Regions from separate parts of the Homo sapiens genome. Here all the other regions are linked to region 1. The links are chromatin contacts, found by Hi-C or POLR2A ChIA-PET in ENCODE. All regions are on one chromosome and are shown on one strand. Each heading gives the region's core, a stretch centred on a gene start or an enhancer-like site at or near the end of the contact. The rest is flanking DNA. Distances are from core to core; before and after follow the strand shown. Region 1 overlaps LOC105375081 (a long non-coding RNA gene). Region 2 has its middle 120 kb from the start of TNFRSF21. Region 3 has its middle 130 kb from the start of ADGRF1.

Evidence for each region. Hi-C counts contacts between places; a loop is a spot of excess contacts on that map. ChIA-PET counts read pairs that join two places held with the same protein, here RNA polymerase II (POLR2A). Pooled maps may share reads with other maps.
Region 2: a map of PC-9 shows a loop between it and region 1 (11-fold over the local background). The contact joins two enhancer-like sites. A Hi-C loop is called at or near these places in 7 of 168 maps with a recorded cell type or tissue (Caco-2, Calu3, HCT116 and 4 more) and 3 of 50 pooled maps. POLR2A ChIA-PET finds 5 or more read pairs at or near these places in 4 of 52 experiments (BJ, MCF 10A, activated CD4-positive, alpha-beta T cell and 1 more).
Region 3: a map of PC-9 shows a loop between it and region 1 (7-fold over the local background). The contact joins two enhancer-like sites. A Hi-C loop is called at or near these places in 6 of 168 maps with a recorded cell type or tissue (HepG2, IMR-90, PC-3 and 3 more) and 5 of 50 pooled maps. POLR2A ChIA-PET finds 5 or more read pairs at or near these places in 8 of 52 experiments (AG04450, BJ, HEK293 and 5 more).

Annotation. Positions count from the first base shown.
Region 1 is chr6:47,132,631-47,136,578 of GRCh38, forward strand. LOC105375081 (a long non-coding RNA gene) reads right to left here. Exons shown (of 5, transcript XR_926864.3): 2 at 3,697-3,759; 3 at 802-839. Among named protein-coding and RNA genes, the nearest start is that of ADGRF1, 92 kb to the left of the region's middle. Within about 2 kb of position 2,226, at least 10 of the 41 ENCODE cell types and tissues checked have a DNase peak (open chromatin) inside an H3K27ac peak, as active enhancers do; they include PC-3, PC-9, Panc1 and 1 more, where a contact is called at or near this core.
Region 2 is chr6:47,187,012-47,190,959 of GRCh38, forward strand. No RefSeq gene overlaps it. Among named protein-coding and RNA genes, the nearest start is that of TNFRSF21, 120 kb to the right of the region's middle. Within about 2 kb of position 1,665, at least 3 of the 41 ENCODE cell types and tissues checked have a DNase peak (open chromatin) inside an H3K27ac peak, as active enhancers do; they include PC-9, where a contact is called at or near this core.
Region 3 is chr6:47,166,427-47,170,374 of GRCh38, forward strand. No RefSeq gene overlaps it. Among named protein-coding and RNA genes, the nearest start is that of ADGRF1, 130 kb to the left of the region's middle. Within about 2 kb of position 1,890, at least 5 of the 41 ENCODE cell types and tissues checked have a DNase peak (open chromatin) inside an H3K27ac peak, as active enhancers do; they include PC-3, PC-9, Panc1 and 1 more, where a contact is called at or near this core.

The sequences.
Region 1 (3,948 bases), core at 976-3,475:
TATCAATGCTAGCTCTATAGTGCTATGAGAAATAACAGAGCCAAGGGTCTTCGGAGAGGAGAAAAGGAGAAATACTAGAAAAGTCTATGTGAGATCAAACCCCTCCACCCTCCACTGTGCTAATTCTGCCAGCTAGTCACCTTTGTTGTAATTCATTTTGTTTATTGTTGCTCCTTTTATAGCCTCCCCATGCTGGGCAGTTGCTAGGGAAACAATAAAGGGTGTCAGATATGGCAAGGGTGAGGAAGGGATTAGAGTACCCACACTGCTGAGTGAAATTTATTTAGGTTACAGGAGGGGAGGAAATTCACTCCAGGAATTACTGTGATTGCTCTCATGTCTCCAACAGTCTATAAATATACATACCAGAGGTTCAAACCTCTCTCCTTGCTAGAGCTCAAGTGCCTTAAAAGACAATTGAGTCTGGTTGGAGGGAAAAGAGTCCCAGCAGGCATGCAACTGAAACATATTAAATTCAACGCAGTTGTTAAACACCTAGCTAGTATTTTAAATGTCTCCATCCAGGCGTATTTTTCTTTCTCATGCTCTCCACTGCCCTCAGGACATCAAATATTCTTTTGATATACACAAGACTATCACATAATTACTGCAGTATTACTCCGCCGAGACAGTCAGACTGGCAGCTAGCCCCTCTATTTGGGTTAAATATTGCCCAGCATCCCAAATTCTTCCAGATCCAGGGTTTTATCTCCTTCCAGGTGATGTGGTCTAGAAGTGAGAATGGGAATGGAACAAAGAAATGTCGTAGGATCTAATCTGGCTGTTTCCCTGGCAACTTACGGTTGAGTCAAATCCCAGCGCGGGTGGCTGAGTGGCACCTGTAAGAAGCAAATGTTGGGTTCATTCGTTCATTCATTCAATTCATCCAACAAATACTTATTAAACCTGTAATATGTACCGCAAATTGTGCCACCATGAGGGTAATGACTTTAATCTGGTGTTTCCTTAATGTTGTCATTGAACCATACAAAGATTCATAGACATAGACCCTACCCTTAACGATCATCTTCTCCTGTAAGCGAGACAGTGTTTACTTTTACAACTACAACTCAATGTAGAAAGTAATTGTTGCATAGGATTAACTTGGAGTCTTGTTATCTGATAAAGTGGTGTCAGAGAATCCAGAGAATTTCTGCCCAACTAGGGGTGAGAAAAGAGGTAGAGTGTGGGAGGATCAAGCCTTACTGCACAGATAACATTAAAACTACACTTTGGCTAGGCACGGTGGCTCACGCCTGTAATCTCAGCCCTTTGCCAAGCTGAGGCAGGTGGATCATTTGAGGTCAGGAGTTCGAGACCAATCTGGCCAACATGGTGGTGAAACCCCATATTCTACTGAAAATACAAAAATTGCCCCAGTGTGGTTGCACATGCCTGTAGTCCTAGCTACTCAGGAGGCTGAGGCAGGAGAATCACTTGAACCCAGGAGGCAGAAGTTGCAGTGAGCTGAGATGGCACCACTGCACTCCAGCCTGGGTGACAAAGCGAGACTCCATCTCAAAAATTAAAAAATCAAACATTAAAAAACAACAACATGTAAAAGGTGGATTTGGCCAGTCACGGTGGTTCACACCTGCAATCCCAACACTTTGGGAGGCCAAGGCAGGTGGATCACCTGAAGTTCGAGACAAGCCTGGCCAATGTGGCGAAACCCCATCTCTACGATAAATACAAAAATTAGCCGAGTGTGGTGACGGGCACCTGTAGTCCCAGCTACTAGGGAGGCTGAGGCAGGAGAATCGCTTGAACCCGAGAGAGAGATGTTGCAGTGAGCCGAGATAGCACCACTATACTCCAGCCTGGGCGACAGAGCGAGACTCCATCTCAAAAAAAAAAAAAAAAAAAAAGATGGATTTGCTGGTGAACAATAAAACGGGAAGTCAGAGGAAGAGAAAAGAAAAGGGAAAGAGAAGAGGAAGTGACATTTGTGTTCAGATCTATAGAAAAGCTGCTACAACCAAGATCAGTTCCTAAAAACCTAGAGAAATGTGTGAAGTTTGACCCCACTTGCACATTCCTTCCCCACTTGTGTCGGTGGCACACCAACACTCCACCCCAGCCCACTCCATTTTCACATCCTCTACTTTTCTAAAATTGGGAAGCTTTGAAGCCAGATTCCTTCTCCCATCCCCTCCCTTGCCTTTTCTTCAGTGTACTTTCACTCCCAGCCCTTTTCCCTTTACGGTCAGATAATCTATTCTCAGGAAATGACTCACACCAAGGTATAAATTACCAGTATTGACACAGCATGTTACACTTAAGCAGACTGTTCGCTTTACAAGATAAGTGGCCTTTATCCAAAGAAATGACGTTGGATCTCAGACTGCAGGGTGCTTGTAGGAGTGGGAAGCAAGCGTTGCTAGGAGGAATAGAAATTTTCATCTTTTCTGGATGTGGGGTCTACTCTCCCTTCTTCATGTGTCTATTTTGGGTCTTCCCTCCACTAAAGCTAAGCTCTCTGATGGCAGTTTTGTCCATCTGGTTAGAACAGTGCCTGGGCAATAGTAGATACTCAAAAAGTATTAATACTTGTTATTTTAGTGAATGTTTAGTAAATGGCTTTTAGTGAATGTTGTCTGTTTCTAGTGCCCTGCAGCACAGATCTGATAAACTGAGGGAGAGAAGGGTAAGTAAGAAAGCCTGAAATTTAAAAATAAATATAATTTTATTTTAAATGATGTACATGTTATTGTTGAAAAAACTTAAATACAGAGAAGCAAAAATAATAAAGTAAAAGGTATTCATAATTCTCTCTCCAGGATCAATACCTGTTAAGATAGTGATGTAAACCCATCCAGATTTTTACCCATATCTACGTATAACAAAAAAGCACACTGTATTTAACATTCTAAACTTGTTTTTTAAAATACAATAAATCAAGATCATCTTGCCATGTAATAACATATTTTGTGTCCTTTTAAATGACTGCCTAATAATAATCTAGGCTGCTAGATATACCAGCAGACCCTATTCTACCAATTCTCTACTGCTGGAATCAGGTTGTTTCCAACTTTTCACTAGTACTTGTAAAAACACAGCAAAGAATGTCTTTATCACAAAATCTTTGTGCTTATTTCCTCTTACAAGTGAAAATATTGTCATCATTACTCTTAAAACATTGACAATATTTATCAAATACACCCTCTGTGCCAGGTACTTTACAAAACATTATTTAATCCTCCCCCAAACCCTACTATTTACAGATGAGGAAACTGACTTTGGAGATGCTGAGTCATTTGTCTGAGGTTACCATTAGTCATGCCTTTAATGTTTTTGATACCTATTGGCAAATTGCCTTCTGGAAACAGGGTTTGGAATGCTGTAGGGAATACTAGAAACCTGTTGTTTCAGATAAATCCTCCATGAAGGAAAGATTACACAATCTCCTTTAGTGAGCTATTCCCGTTTTATCGGCCTGTCAACATTGTTTTCTCCATTATGTTTACCCAAAACCTTTGTGATAATATAATTACCTATACTACCGGGCAGTGAGGTATCTTTTTGATTCACAATCTCATCAGACTGTATTCCAGAGAAGCAGAACATTCTGGGGCTCAGAGTCCTAAAACATGGGTTTCAACCTGATTTTATCTTTCCTGGAGTGAGGTCCTGAGACACATCAGTTTACTTACCTAAGACTTGGCTTTCATATAAAATGGCAAAACTAATACGAACCTAACTGATCTCCCAGCGTTGTGATGGTGGGATGAGATGATGAAATTGAAAGAGCTTTGCATGCTGGAAAGAACAATAGAAATGCAAGGTATTGTAATTATCAATGGCATCATCATGATCATCTCCATCCTTAAATCTATTACCTTGCTCTTATTCAGGCCTTTGCTTTCTTAGACAGAACCAACTTGCTTTTTGATACCAATTCATATGTAAAACAAACATTTTATCTAAATTCATATAGAACAAAGGGAG
Region 2 (3,948 bases), core at 415-2,914, 54 kb after region 1:
GGTCATTTATGTAATTCTTACTGCCTGTAGCAGAGTAGTTGCTGCTCTGATCTGAATGTATTTCATAATTTCCAAAAGTAATAGCTAACAGCTATGAAGCACTTTCTGTAAGCCAGACATTGTGCTAAGCCCTTTATATGCATAAAGAGAATAACTCTATGGAATAAGTACACTCTTCTTCCTATTTTACAAATGAGAATGCTTTGAAAGGTAGTTAACTTGCTAAGCCTCACAAACTTAGTCTTGTGGTAGGAATATGACACATCCAGGTCCATCTGATTCCAACACTGAGGCTCTCAGAACTGTGCTGTGTGCCCATACCTACTGGTATGAAAATCCCTTTATTAATTAACAAGGATTTGCCCAGCAAGTGCTTTGAGGAAGAAACATCAGGGCTGCAAGATGAATGAGACAAGGTTCCTACTGTCACATAATGTTCAGTACCACAAAGGAGCCAGATAAATGCTCACCATTTATTAAAAAGAGTCACGTATGAAGAGTTGCCAGACACAAAACACAAGGTGCTCGGTTAAATTTCAATTTCACATAAGTGACAAATTTGCTTAAGTATTTCCTATGCGATATTTGGGCCATACTTAAACAAATGTATTTGTTTGACAAGAAGTTGAAATTTGACTGGGTGTCCTTATTTTATCTGGTGTATTTTACCTGGTATTTTATCTGGTGACTCTATCATGTAATTGGTTTTATGACAGAGATTTAAAGTAGAAACGCAGAAGTGAGAGCCCTGGAAACAAAATCAAGGTATGAGAAATGGCAAACAGGTATGAGAAACGGCAAACAGATGGGATGCCAAGCTAACTCAGAAGAAAAGGAGATTGTACCTAGTTGTGTAGTTAGGAAGGGCTACAAGGTAGTATTTGAGCTTGACCTTAAATGTGAATAGGGTTTGTTCGTATGTGAAAGGGCAGAGATGACGTTCCAGGCCAAGAGAACAATGTGAGCAAGCGTGTGGAGGTGGGGAAAGCAAAGTTATAACTCAATAATGAATTGAGATTGTTTAGAACCTGAGTTTTTCTGAGTCCAGAGTCCATAACTATTACATCTCATGAGTTAGAGAAGAATGAGGTCTTCAGAAGGTAAACACCAGCAATAGCAGTTGATTGGAAACAGATTGTGCAGGGACTAGAATACCAGGCTGAAGCCTATAGGCTTAGTTAAAAATAACTCAGTATGAGGGAACACATAACATTTCGAGATCATTTTATGTCCAAGTCATAGCTAACAGAGAGACTCCAGCAGCCTTTGGAAGTGAGAATGAAGAGAGCAGCCAGAACCCCAAAGCAGGTCAGTTAGCCAGATGCTGCCCCCACCACCCCTGGGCCCACATCTGCGAGGATGTCCCACAGTGTAGCTTGGTGTAGTGGAACCAAGAAGGCCTATGGCATTTTATTGGCCAAAGATGCATTTGGCTTCAGCTAGATGTCTGTATCCAAGGAACAATATCCACCTTATACTTGTTTTTACTAAAAAAAAAAAAAAAAAGAAAGAAAGAAAAAAGAAAGAAAAAAAGAAAAAAAAAGTGCAAAGTGCATCTCCCTTGTAAGTCAGAGAAAAAAAAGGAAAACCCTTTAACAAACTTACTCATGATTGTGCTGACCCTTAAAAATGCTTTCCTGATGAGTAATTGGGTAGAGAGAATAGTCATTCTAGCCTTATCTTGGTTGCAAAAATGTGTCCTTTCACCCAGTTGTTTTACCTGCAGAGGGTGGAGTGTGAGCAGACTTTGGAGTAAGGGCGGGAGGGGTTGGGGCAGGTAAAGTGGACAAACATGTGTTGTCTGCTTGTTACCAGTGACTCATTTGAGAGCACCTGGTTTCTTGGGGCTACACTTTCATGTAGTTTCTCATCCTGAAGAGCAACTTGCCACATAGGCATTCACCCAGTTACTCATCCAGCTGAAGCTCTGGAGACAGGCAAAGAATTAACCAATTAATAACCATACCCAAGATCTCAATATTGAAGAGCTTTGTGAATTATGTGCATTGGGGGCAGGAGAGTCCTTTAGGAAAATCAGCTCCTCACAGGCAATATGTTGACTGAAACCTTTCCCAGCCAGAAAAAGAACAGCAGTGGCCACCAACATAACCAAAAGCAGCTGTTATTTGCAAAGATATGCCGAATGTTCAAAGGTACGTATTATCCAGTGTCCGCTTAGGCCAAGAACTACAAGATCAACAAAATTGATAGACCGCTAGCAAGACTAATAAAGAAGAAAAGAGAGAAGAATCAAATAGATGCAATAAAAAATCATAAAGGGGATATCACCACCGATCCCACAGATATACAAACTACCATCAGAGAATACTACAAAAACCTCTACGCAAATAAACGGGAAAATCTAGAAGAAATGGATAGATTCCTGGACACATACACCCTCCCAAGACTAAACCAGGAAGAAGTTGAATCTCTGAATAGACCAATAACAGGCTCTGAAATTGTGGCAATAATCAATAGCATACCAACCAAAAAGAGTCCAGGACCAGATGGATTCACAGCAGAATTCTACCAGAGGTACAAGGAGGAGCTGGTACCATTCCTTCTGAAACTATTCCAATCAATAGAAAAAGAGGGAAACCTCCCTAACTCATTTTATGAGGCCAGTATCGTCCAGATACCAAAGCCTGGCAGAGACACAACAAAAAAAGAGAATTTTAGACCAATCTCCTTGACCAACATTGATGCAAAAATCCTCAGTAAAATACTGGCAAACCGAATCCAGCAGCACATCAAAAAGTTTATCCACCAAAATCAAGTGGGCTTCATCCCTGGGATGCAAGGCTGGTTCAAAATACACAAATCAATAAATGTAATCCAGCATATAAACAGAACCAAAGACAAAAACCACATGATTATCTCAATAGATGCAGAAAAGGCCTTTGACAAAATTCAACAATGCTTCATGCTAAAAACTCTCAATAAATTAGGTATTAATGGGACGTATCTCAAAATAATAAGAACTATCTATGACAAACCCACAGCCAATATCATACTGAATGGGCAAAAACTGGAAGCATTCCCTTTGAAAACTGGCACAAGACAGGGATGCCCTCTCTCACCACTCCTATTCAACATAGTGTTGGAAGTTCTGGCCAGGGCAATTAGACAGGAGAAGGAAATAAAAGGTATTCAATAAGGAAAAGAGGAAGTCAAATTGTCCCTGTTTGCAGATGACATGATTGTATATCTAGAAAACCCCATTGTCTCAGCCCAAAATCTCCTTAAGCTGATAAGCAACCTTAGCAAAATCTCAGGATACAAAATCAATGCACAAAAATCACAAGCATTCTTATACACCAGTAACAGACAAACAGAGAGCCAAATCATGAGTGAACTCCCATTCACAATTGCTTCAAAGAGAATAAAATACCTAGGAATCCAACTTACGAGGGACGTGAAGGACCTCTTCAAGGAGAACTACAAACCACTGCTCAGTGAAATAAAAGAGGATGCAAACAAATGGAAGAACATTCCATGCTCATGGGTAGGAAGAATCAATATCTTGAAAATGGCCCTACTGCCCAAGATAATTTATGGATTCAATGCCATCCCCATCAAGCTACCAATGACTTTCTTCACAGAATTGGAAAAAATTACTTTAAAGTTCATATGGAACCAAAAAAGAGCCCACATCGCCAAGTCAATCCTAAGCCAAAAGAACAAAGCTGGAGGCATCATGCTACCTGACTTCAAACTATACTACAAGGCTACAGTAACCAAAACAGCATGGTACTGGTACCAAAACAGAGATATAGATCAATGGAACACAACAGAGCCCTCAGAAATAATGCCGCATATCTACAACTATCTGATCTTTGACAAACCTGACAAAAACAAGAAATGAGGAAAGGATTCCCTATTTAATAAATGGTGCTGGGAAAACTGGCTAGCCATATGTAGGAAGCTGAAACTGGATCCCTTCCTTAC
Region 3 (3,948 bases), core at 640-3,139, 33 kb after region 1:
GACTTGCAACCCAAAGATATTCCTAATCAATGCCATTGGCTGACATCATCATGTTATTAGTAGAGTTGGGCTTGAATGTAAATCTATTTGGCTCCAAAGTCCCTCTTTCTTTTTTCCTTAATTTTTTATTATTTGAGAAAGGGTCTCACTCTGTTGCCCAGGCTGGAGTGCAGTGGCACAATCTTGGCTTACTGCAAATTCCATCCCCTGTCTCAAGAAACCCTCCCATCTCACCTTCCTGAGTAGCTGGGACTACAGGTACCCTTTTTTTTTTTTTAAGTAGAAACAAAATTTCACCATGTTTTCTAGGTTGGACTCAAACTCCTGAGCTCAAGCAATCCGCCCGCCTAGCTTCTCAAAGTGCTGAGATTATAGGCATGAGCCACCCCACTCAGCCACCCCAAAGTCCCTCTTTCTATTATATTGTGCTACCTTCCTTCCTCTTTAAACAGTCAGTGATCAATTCCCTTAAAATACTTTTAAGTTTTTTAAGGGGAGAGTCCAGGTCCTGTGTAATACCACCTTGTTTCTATAAGACCATTAAGATCATTTTTAATTTTTCTCTGGTCTTCCGGACTACTAAGCATATTACCTTATTTAGTACCATTATCAAATTTAGTTAATGCCATTTTTACTTTTCTCCACTTATTCATAATGATAGAGAACAGAATTGTCTCCAAGTCAACCTCAAAGAAATACCATTTGAGTTTGAACTTCCCTTCTCCCCATCCTTGCACCCCCAGCATGCCTCCCTCTGAGCTGTCTGTGCATCTGGCTAGCCCTAATACTAGTGATTCTTGCCACCCACTCTGCTGCAGCTGGCAAGGACCAGAGGGCCTGGATGCTCTCTTTTTGCTTCACGAACCTCTAAAGAGTACTCAGGCTGGAAACTGCTCCATCTATTCTACTAGTTGGCTTAATTTTACCAATCACCTAAAAAATCACATAGCAAGTTAAGAAGTTTTGCTGCTTATACAACCTGAATTCCTACAGTAAAAAGAATAAGGCTAGTACTAACTGCAGTAAGCTTTTAATATCCCATACAATATATCATCCTTCCTTAGGAAAGACTTGACTGCTAAGCAACATGATTATGATGTTATCACTTTCAGAAAAATTGGGGTAGAGAAGGCCCTCCAAAATGGTGTTTCATTCCAAATCAATAGGTTTCTTGATCCCAAACCACAGAAATGGACCTTGATAAACTTAAGCAAAAAAAGAAGTTCAGTAATAAGTCCTGGATAGCTCACAGAATAAAATATAGTATTGAACACTCAGAAGGATGGGAAGGGAACAGCTTTGGGAATCTTGGTAACTGGGACTAATCCATAGGCCCTGCTGGTCACTACCATTGGAATGACACAAAGCCACAAAGATCATTCATTCTAAGCAGATCACATGGAATAGGGAAAGAAGAGTTTCCCCAAGAAAAGTGGGACTCTTTTCAAAAGATAGAGGGAGGAATACTCAGTGCACTAGTGTGCGTGAGTGTGCACGTATGTGTGTTGTGAATGAAGAGAGGAAAAATCCATTGACTGAAACTCTTTATGTTGCAGGCCAAAAGGAATCACAGGAGCAGAATTTGCATCTAAATGAAGGCAACAAGGAGACCATAGAAAGGTGTTACTTCCCAGACTTTACCAGCTACTAGCTGTCATGAAACATCTAAAAAACTGTTTTGAAAGTTAGGAAGTTTTGTCATTTGGAGAGTGCTAGATGTCCTGGAGAATGGGAGATGAGGTTACATAAAACTGAAATGTGCCTAGAATACTGACTACAATCAGCTTGAAATTTCCCCAAGGAAGCCCATGAGCTGTAAGCGTCTACAGATCTGGTACTGACATGCACAATTTGGCCATGCCCAGCCTGGCAGGCATCAGGGCAGCCTCAGAACCTACTCCCTAGTACCCTCTGATGACTACCTCCAGCAAAATGCACTTGACTCACCGTCTTCTGCACTGGGGAGCTCAAATTATCTCTGTGGGGGAGGTGGAGGCCTTGCCAGACTATCCACATTGCTTAACTTCTTAGTCAGTGCTGGAGAGGTTTTATGTTACAAAGGGTAATGAAACTTAGCCTGAGGGCCCAGAATGGTACTACAGTGTACATTTTGTCATTGGGTAGCTTCTTTAGCTTTGTATAATCAGAATTTTCCCCTTTCCTTTATGTAACTGTTTAAAGCAGAAATCAGAGTCCCTGGCTCCTAAGTTAATGGCAAGGAGGGGAAATGGAGGCAGTGAGGAACACTACCTGTGGCAGTAGTCATTGTCGTCACTTCCTGCCCCTGTCACCAACATTTCTGCAAGTGGCACAACCATCTGTCCATTCAAGACTGGCTATATCATTTGTACAAACCAGCGCAACATGAAAATGTGGCACTTCTTATTCAAAACTTATCATGAATTTCAAGACTGCAACAGCAGAGCGTAAAACCAACTGTGGACCACCCTGAGTTCAAGACCTAAGTAAATGCTTAGGTTGCATTCCCATGAAGCCAGCCCTGTGGCCATTACTCCCAGCCCACTCTTAAATTTCCAGCATTTAAACTATTTATGGAGCCTAAGAGTTATTCTTTTCTCTCTTCCCGATCTCTCCCAGGGCTGTGTCTATTCACAAGTTTCATATGGAGGTATCAAAGTAAAGAGAATGTAGTAGAGAGAAGAAAATACTTCTGTTAGTCAGGGTTCTCCAGAGAAACAGAACCAACAGGATGTACATGTATAAAGAGTTATACTATAAGTCATTGGTTCATATGGGTATGGAGACTGAGAACTCCCACAATCTACAGTCAACAAGTTGTAAACCCAGGAGAGCCAATGGTATTATTTTGGCTCAAGTCTAAAGGCTTGAGAACCAAGAGAGCTAGTGGTACAAATTCCAGTCCAAGTCCTAGTCCAATAACTGTGTCTAGACTGAAGGCAAGAGAAGATCAATGTCCCAGCTCAAAGACAGGCAAGGAGAGCAAAGTCTTCCTTACTCCATCTTTTTGTTCTATTCAAGCCTCCAATGGGTGGGATGAGGTCCACCCATCCTGGGGAAGGCAATCTGCTTCCCTCAGTCTACTGATTCAAATGTTACCCTCATCCAGAAACACCCTCACAGACACACATCCAGAATAACATTTAATTAAGTACCTGGGCATCCCCTTACCCAGTCACGTTGATACATAATACTAACCATCAGAATGCTTTTCTCTCTTTCCTCTGCCCATCACTAGAATTCCCATGGTCGTTTTATTCCCTCCAATAGAAGATGAAAACTAGGCCTGGCTTTCAAGATAACAAAGAAGCCTAGGAATAAAATCTGCCTATGCACACTTGCCTCCAGCCTGTCCTCCTTACTCGGAAGTTGGCAGGTTGATTCATGGTCTATACTCCACTAGAAACTTCCTTCTATTCTGTGCTGGGCATCAACCCCTCATGATTCAGAGTTGTGTTTTCTTGGCTTCCCTGAGCCTAACTACTTGGTACAGCTAATCCAGCAGAAAATCTCAGTAGACCATTCTACACTTCTTCACACCCATTGCGTAACTATTTCCATAGAAACTTCCTGATAACAAAACTAAACTATTTTTTCTTTTTTTGGTCATTTCATCCATTTGTGATACTGGGGCTAGAGCTAACAAGTCAAACAGGAGGAGCCATGATAGGTCACTGGAGACATTTGGGAGCACACAGGGAGTCAGGACTTGCCTGTACTTGCTAGAGGGGTAGGGTTGCTTCCACTAAGATATCTTGGCTGCATCTGCTTGGTGGGGAGGAAAGAGTTTGGTTTTGGAGTAACCCCTGCCTAAATCATTGCTAACTCACTCTGTGGCTTTGGACACTTTCCTTAGTACTTCTATCTGGGCCTCAGTTTCATCATCTGCAAAATAGGGAGGCTGGTATCTATGCTCTGAAATTGCTTTGAAGATCATAGATAAATGTGTGAAACACCTGGCATGTAATA